Linked DNA regions of Homo sapiens: region 2 is linked to region 1. A link is a contact called in ENCODE Hi-C or POLR2A ChIA-PET data. All regions are on one chromosome and are shown on one strand. The core of a region is the stretch at or near the end of the contact, and the rest is flanking DNA. Distances in the headings are between cores, read along the strand shown.

Region 1 (3,930 bases), core at 1,211-3,710:
TATGGCATTTTTGCAGTGCCAATAGTCCCAATAGACCAGTGAGTTCTCTCCATTAAGTATAATCCTCCTGGGACTTGGGATTTGTGGTTGCCATGTTGCCACTGGTAAGATTAGAGTTTACATAATAGCCGAGCTGAGAAAATTCTTCCATGGCCCTCAGCGGACACAGAAGAAATCGTGCAGGTCACCTCTGGGTCAGGAACTCATACAGAAGATAATGCTGCCTTGGCTCCTGGCATTGGGGGTTGGGCTGGCCCTTGTCTCTGGATGCTTCGAATGAGAAGTATAGGCAACTGTCCTAATTGGAAATAAACTTCTCAGGTTCCAGGCCTCCCTTGGCTCTGAGGGCTGTGTACGGGAGACAGCAGCATCTGGGATGGATGCCTGCTTTACCAAAGATCAGTCTCCAACCTTGAGGGCTGTGCTGCTTATCTGTTGACGGTCGGAGAGCAGATTGCCAAATACAGGTCAAGAGGTGTATATGACCAATTAAAGGGTCTTCTCCTTTTCCAGTTAGGCTGTTCAGGGCTTCAGCTTTATTCAGTTGTTCAATTTTATTTTGTTATTGTTTAACAATTCTGATGTCTAGTCAAAGTTTAGTAATGCATTTGTTTGAGGGAATATGGTCTGAATCACAAATTCATAGAGCTACCATTATGCAGGGATGGAAAGTGGCTTTTTAATGGAGTTGACTAGTGTGTTCCTAATATGAATAATTAGTAATATTTACAAGGCAGCTTGAATCCTGATAGGCAGAGCACACTGGTGTTTTTCGTTTTGTTTTCATGGAATGCATAGCATATCGTTTCTTTAAGATTTTATCCTAGTCATCTTTTAATACTCTGCTCAAAATGGAGTTCCCTGTCCTGGTCCTTGTCCTTCACTGCTCCCCCGAACACCATATCTATGACTACTTTATGTCAGTACTATAAATATTGCTGTACACTGTGGTGTACTTGTCTTTCTCCTTTTGTAAGTTGTAAACGCTTGATTTTATTCTTGTGTCTTCAGGGCCTGGTACTTTTTCCTGTTATAATAGATGCTCCATAAATGTCTATTCAATAAATAATTTTAATCCTGTGGAAAAAAAAAAAAAGAAAGTGAAAAACAGGGCCGGGTGCGGTGGCTCACACCTGTAATCCCAGCACTTTGGGAGGCCGAGGTAGGCAGATCACGAGGTCAAGAGATCAAGACAATCCTGGGCACCATGGAGAAACCCCGTCTCTACTAAAAATGCAAAAAATTAGCTGGGCGTGGTGGCGAGCGCCTGTAATCCCAGCTACTCGGGAGGCTGAGGCAGGAGAATCGCTTGAACCTGGAAGGTGGAGGTTGCAGTGAGCTGGGATAATGCCACTGCACTTCAGCCTGAGTGACAGAGCAAGACTCTGTCAAAAAGAAAGAAGGAGTTAAGGAAGGAAGGAAGGAGACAAGAAAGAAAGAAAAGGAAGGAAGGAAGGAAAGAAAGAAAAGTAAGCAAGAAAGAAAGAAAGAGAAAGAAAGAAAAAGAAAGAGAAAAACAGACAACCCTCGAGGCACAGGAAGGGCAGCGGGATGACATTTATTGGAGGTAAAAAATCACTGTATTCAGTCCGCTGTCCTCAGACACAGGACACAAACTGAAATCCACAGGGAACCAAAGTGTGGGCTGAAGACGGAGCTGTCTACATAATAGTAAAGAGCACACAAAAAAATTGGATTCTTTTCTCCTACACAACTGCTCACCTACAGGCCGTGGTGACCCGTTTTGCAAGCATGGCAGTGGTGGGCATGGTCTGGCTTTGTAGCTGGCTAGAAAGGAGAACTGTTAGCTTTTTGGCATAATTCTAAGTTCCACACCAAGGATCCTATTTTATCACTTGGGTGGTGAGTAGAGAAACAAACACAAATGCCAACAAAAAATCCGACAAGCTGGTGCCATCCTCACCATTCCCGGCATGAGTGCTGCCTGCACCGCGGCACACACAGTCTCCCCTGCTATGGCTGGTGGGCCAGTTCCGGTTCTTGACTTTGCCTCAAGAAAAGAATTCGAGAGTGAGTCCAAGGTAAAAGTAAGCAAGAGAGTTAATTGCAAAGTGAACGTGCACTCTTAACAGCTGGTCAGAGCGGCTGCTCAAAGGTGAGACAGCGCTGACTGACGCTGGGGAAACTCCCTTTAGGGGAATCTTCCGTGATTACTCATGCGTGGGTGGGACGGTGTTGCTCTTAAGCGTGTTCTGGGTGGTCTGTTAGGCCCGCATGCGCAATGGCTGTACATGCTAGTGCATATACATCGCTGTCTCAGTAGCACCTTAAGTCTCCACGTGAGGGTGTGTTTTCACTATTATAATGAGCATAGGTCAGCCCAAGGACACTACCTAAGCATGGGTTTCTGCACTTGCACGGATATGGGGACTGTCCCTTCTTCCCTTCTACCTCCTTGCTACAGGATGTTTTGACCACGAGCCCAGGATGCGGTTTATGCGCTGTCGGGGTTTGCGAGCTGTCCGGCGGATTGTTCTCTCCGTCTATTTAGCAAATGTGTTTCCCTTTAAGGGAGGCTGTGTAAGGGAGGCTGTGAAACGCCTGTCTAACCTACTTACGCTGCAGCTGCACCAGGGAGCAACACAGAGACTTCACAGGAAAACTGGAAGAAACCACAGACCTTTCTAAAGAAGCGGTGGGCAGCAGCCTACACCACGAGCCAGGCAGAAAACTGTGAGTCCCCACAGTGTGAGAAGGGGAGAGACTGACTCAGGGATGTGTATTCTTTTGTAGCCTTTCCTTCGGGTTGAAGAGCACTTAGGTTGATTCTGTATCTTTCCAATCATTGAATTTTCTCAACTTTTTGCTTTTTCTTCTCCCTCAAGAACACCTATGAGTCTTAGATTTCGGGCAAGTCTACTTTCCCCACTCAAGATGACATTGCAGATCTCAGTCGGGAGCTTCTCTCAACCCGTGACCGCCTCCTGAGTCAGCTAGCTGGCTTCTGCAAGGCCCCCTGTGAGGTAGCATCGGGAATGGCTTCCCTCTGTCCCTGCTGGAGCCCAGGACTGCACGCCAAGCACATCCCAATGTGACTCCTTATCTACTCCCCAACGCTCCCTAACTCAGCTCCAGTGCTGGGCAGGGTGAGGGCTTCCCCCTCCTGTGGCCTGGACTGCGTGGCACCCCAGTGGGAGTGCACATCCCTGAGTCAGTCTCTCCCCTTCTCACACTGTGGGGACTCACAGTTTTCTGTCTGGCTCGTGGTGTAGGCTGCTGCCCACCGTTTCTTTAGAAAGGTCTGTGGTTTCTTCCAGTTTTCCTGTTAAGTTCCTGTGTTGGTCCCTGGTGAAAAGGTCACAACATAAATCTTTATACACTGTTTCATCTTTCCAAGGTGGGAGAGGCCGGCTAACAATGCCTGCAATCTGCCATCCTCTCTTTTCAGTTTTGATGTGTTATATACACTCATGCACATATACATAATGTTTACCAAAGTGGGATCATATTCTTAAATGTCCTTTATTAGGAATTCTGAAACATTAAGGGCAAATTTAATCAGAGGAAGGTGAATATACAGCTCTGAGTGTCTAGCATATATTTACAAAATATCTCAAGTCTTCTGTATCTAGATATAATTACAAAATATCTCTGAAGTCTTCTGTTTTACTCTGAAAGTCCCTATGAATGTTTGTGGCCTATGGAAAAACACGTTTCTGTTAGTTTCAACGGGAAAATAATGCATTCATTGTCACTAAAGTTGTCTGATTGACCTGACTCAGTATTTGAGTATAAATGACATCCCCAGAAGATATGCAAAGTGGACCTTCTGCCTTTAGCTCCTCTGAAGCACTTTTCACGCCCTGCCCTTGGGTCCTGGATCCCCACTGGAGAAGCAACAGCTCTGCACCACTACTGTTAATTATTCATGGCTGCATAGTATTCCACTGAATTTGATGTGTGTTGACT
Region 2 (3,957 bases), core at 1,458-3,957, 37 kb before region 1:
CAGAGGAATAGGCACAGGGCAATGAGGCTGCTGAGGTGTGGGCCTTGCCTGAGCCACTGCCGTGCTGTCTGCTGCCATAATGGTGAGCTCTTGGCATAAACATGTGGCCTAATCATTGTTTCTGATCCTCCAAACCAGGACCCTCATCCAGGAGACACGAGAGGTTCTGAGTGAGAGGTGGCATTTGGCTACACAATACTACTCCATTATTTGAGTCCCATTCACTTTACGAATACTCCCTCCAACGCTACGACAAACCACAATGGTGGGTTCCTCCCCACTCTACAGATGAGGAAACTGAAGAACACAGAAGGAACACAAATGGGCCAGGGTCCTGCAGTATGTATTTGCAGCCACTGTCAAATACAGGACTGCTTGTCTTCCAACTCCGCCCTCTCCTCCCACTAGCCCTCAGATCCCCCAGGAGCTGTCCATGGTACACAAGATTCCAGGGCGGCTCCGTGATTTCCACTCCCGGTGTCATGCTCTGTATAATGTCCTTCTCTCAAATGTGTCACATCTAGCTCTCCTTGGGGGTTGGGAAACACAGCACCTGCTAACCCACCTAGAACCTCCAGCCAGCCGGTTGCTCTTTGGGTCTCATTGCCTGCAACCACCCGAACAGTGTAGTTTCCCGTGTCATTTAATGCAGTCGGCCTGATCAACAGGCTGCCTTCTCTGTTCACTCTCTCCCTGCCAGTGTACATGGGCCCAGGCTGCTGGGCACTGGGCGGTTTGTGGCTGATAATCATGTTTCCTGCGCTGTCGTTTGCACCCCAGTACCAGCTGTATTCCTGAACATCCTCAGGGACCTTATCCAGGGCCACGACAGTCCGATATCCCTTGATCCCCAGGGTTTGGGTGATGAAGATTTGGCCAGAGGCCTGGCAGATCCCACAGGCCAGCAGACTGGCTGAAGAAGACAAGGAAAAAAGACAGAGAGAAATTCACAAAGAGATTCAGACTGGCTGAGAAGACAAGGAAAAAAGACACCATCCGGGAACGATTCCCAGAGACGCTGGTGAACCAGGCAAGAGTTTCTGGCTCCTGGTAGAGTCCCCAGCTTGTCCCCTCCTGTGCCTCCCCTCAGCCCCTGCCGTGGTCCATTTTACCCTTATCTTCTCCCAGGCCCTCCTCGCTAGCCACACAGCCTCCAATCCATCCTCACATCACAGTTACGTAAATGTTAATAAGCCCAAGTTGCGACCCTGTTCTCCTCTGCTCAAACACCTTCCATGGCTCCCCAGTGCTCTTAGGATACAGTCCAAACTCTTAGGTGGGTATATGAAACACTCTCAGCCAGAGCTGGTGTTTGTGACTCATCGAGCCTCCTTGTGGTGCACACCTACCCCATCCTGTCCCCACTATGCACCTTTTACTCATTTATTCCTGTAGTTATTTATCAGAAGACATGACTGCCACGCTGTATGCCCCAGGCCTCTACATAGCTCTCTTGGTGCACCACACCTTCTCCTAACTCCAGGCTTCGCACACGCTGTTCCCCATTCCCGGCAGGGACTCCTTCTCCCTCCTCTCCATCTGCACCCTCCTTGCTGACTCACTTCTATTCATCACTCAGGTCTCAGCTTGGATGTCTCCTCCACCCCAGCCTGGGTCAGGTGTCCCCTCTGGGCTCCCCCAGCTCCTCCTGGGCTCCCCCCATCCCAGCCATGACCTCTGGGGGTCCTCAGAGTCTGGGCACATATCTATATCTCGCCCTGGACTGTGGGCTCCAGGAGGGCAGGACTGCCCTGTCTCAGTCACCACTGAGTCCCCAGCGCCCCTGAGCACAGGCTGGACACAGGGGGAGTTCAGTAATGATTGTCTGGGTGAGAAATACTCCCCCGAGAATTTCTACATGTCTTTGATTTTGCATCTAAATTCACTGGAGTGGGTGTGAATGGAGGCGGCAGCCTGTTACCACATATGACATGGGCAGTTGTCCACTGCCCTGTGAACCCCAAGCCTGGGCTATGTGGAGGAGGCAGAGATGCCTGAGACCCCGGCTCTAGGCCTCACGTATGGACACACTGGACCTGTTCAAGGACAGTACACGTGGTAAAGCAGGACAGTTGTGCTTGTAGGGGGCACAGAAGGTCCTGGGCAAAGGTGAGGGGCTGGGAAGGAATCTGGCCTGAGAGGTGGGGGAGGGGATGGGGCAGATTGGGGCACCCAGTGGGAGGTGAGTGCAGGGAGGTGAGGGTGAAGGTCCAAGCTCCTGATTCCTGGGCGTAGATAGAAACACAGTTTCTCTCTCTCTCTCTCTGTGTGTGCGCGCGTGTGTGTGTGTGCATGTGCGTGTGCGTGTGTGTGTAACACCACATGTGTGGGTCTGTGCAGGGGTGTGTCTAGGGGCAAAGTGTGCCCACGTGTGTGAGCTCATGAAAGTTGTGCTGAGGGTCCTCCCCCTTCTCCTCTCCCCGACCCCTGCTCTGGGAGTTTCTTGATGTGCCCGTGGATGGGGATGGTCCCAGCCCCCTCCCCGCCGCTTTGCTCCTAGCTGCCCTTCCCTCAGTCCTGGGAAGCTCATCCAGCATCCAGCATCTCTTACCCATGAGGAAGACCCTCCTCCACAGGCTCCATCTGGGTCTGGAAAGGTCCATGAGCTGCCTGGGGTCCTCCAGGAGGAGGGGTCCCTCCAGAGACACAGCCACCTCCTCTGCTCCCTCCAAGACCTGTGTCTCCTGGCACAGAGGCTGCCGGTCTCGTCTCCCAGCCTTCAGGGCGGCCTTTCCTCCCCAGGGTGCACTCTGACCAGCAGGGGTGGGGCCTGGGGAAGACGGCTCTTGAGAGCCCAACCTTATCTTTATGGCTTTATGTTGCCTTTAGTTCATTATTTATTTACTTATTTTTATAATAATTTACATTTTTTTCTCTGGTCATGAAAAAACGGAAAAACACAGGCTCACTGTTGGGAAAACAAAGAAAACCAGAAAATACAGCCAAGTGCCTCAAAGATAGGACATCAAACTCCTCAACTGTATGTCCTGTTTCCATTTGGTTTGGTTTTCCTATGCAGGGCCCAGCTTTTTTTTTTTTTTTTTTTTTTTCACGGAGTCTCGCTCTGTCACCAGGCTGGAGTGCAATGGCATGATCTTGGCTCACCGCAACCTCGTCTTCCGGGTCCAAGTGATTCACCTGCCTCAGCCTCCCGAGTAGCTGGGACTACAGGCTCGTGCCACCACACCCAGCTAATTTTTGTGTTTTTAGTAGAGACGGGGTTACATCATGCTGGCCAGGATGGTCTTGATCTCTTGACCTCGTTATCCGCCCACCTCGGCCTCCCAAAGTGCTGAGATTACAGGTGTGAGCCACCGTGCCCGGTGTAGGGCCCAACTTTTAGACTGCCTGGGGCTGTTTTACAACTGGCTGCTTTCCTCCTCAACAGTGGACTATTTCTCTATGTCACTAAATATTCCTCCCATGACCATTGTGAATGGCTGCAGGGAATGCTCTTCTAGACCTGAACCAGTGTGTGTATAACCAGATCCCTTTGTGAAAGTGCTCACAAGCCAAAAAAATCCCTGAGAAATACAGTGGGGAAGGCTGTGAAGCGAGGGCTCTCTGACAACAAAAATTTTCACAGAAGACGCTGCAGAAACCATAGTCTTGCACAAAAGCCATTGCTTCCTTCCACCAAAAAAATACTTCTGTGACAAGTATTTGGACAGCAACCTCCGGTCCAAACTTGGACTGACGTCACCCTCATTAGGGATCCTTGTAGCCTAGGGTAATTATCTCAAACCATTTATGGGGTCCTCCTCATTTTTCCATTGAAAACCCTTTGTGTTCTTTTACCTCCCTGAATATGCACGTAGTTTACTATAGCACCCAGATTCCCATTGCAATGCCCCATTCCTGAATACATATCATTTTCTTTTAGAGAGCTTCTCTCTGTTTGTTATTTAGGTTGACACTTTGTTGTTGGAGGGTCAGGCTGTTTCTAAAAACAGGGAT

Evidence for each region. Hi-C counts contacts between places; a loop is a spot of excess contacts on that map. ChIA-PET counts read pairs that join two places held with the same protein, here RNA polymerase II (POLR2A). Pooled maps may share reads with other maps.
Region 2: a pooled map shows a loop between it and region 1 (2.6-fold over the local background). The contact joins the promoter of CEACAM18 here to the enhancer-like site in region 1. A Hi-C loop is called at or near these places in 3 of 168 maps with a recorded cell type or tissue (CD4-positive, alpha-beta memory T cell, naive thymus-derived CD4-positive, alpha-beta T cell and vagina) and 10 of 50 pooled maps. POLR2A ChIA-PET finds 5 or more read pairs at or near these places in 4 of 52 experiments (CD4-positive, alpha-beta memory T cell, WTC11, activated CD8-positive, alpha-beta T cell and 1 more).

What each region holds. Positions count from the first base shown.
Region 1 is chr19:51,440,226-51,444,155 of GRCh38, reverse strand. No RefSeq gene overlaps it. Among named protein-coding and RNA genes, the nearest start is that of SIGLEC8, 16 kb to the left of the region's middle. RefSeq lists enhancers at 2,104-2,243, 2,544-2,833. Within about 2 kb of position 2,460, at least 8 of the 41 ENCODE cell types and tissues checked have a DNase peak (open chromatin) inside an H3K27ac peak, as active enhancers do.
Region 2 is chr19:51,477,289-51,481,245 of GRCh38, reverse strand. CEACAM18 (CEA cell adhesion molecule 18) reads right to left here and starts at 2,707. Exons shown (of 6, transcript NM_001405061.1): 1 at 2,552-2,707; 2 at 566-913. The coding sequence starts at 2,603.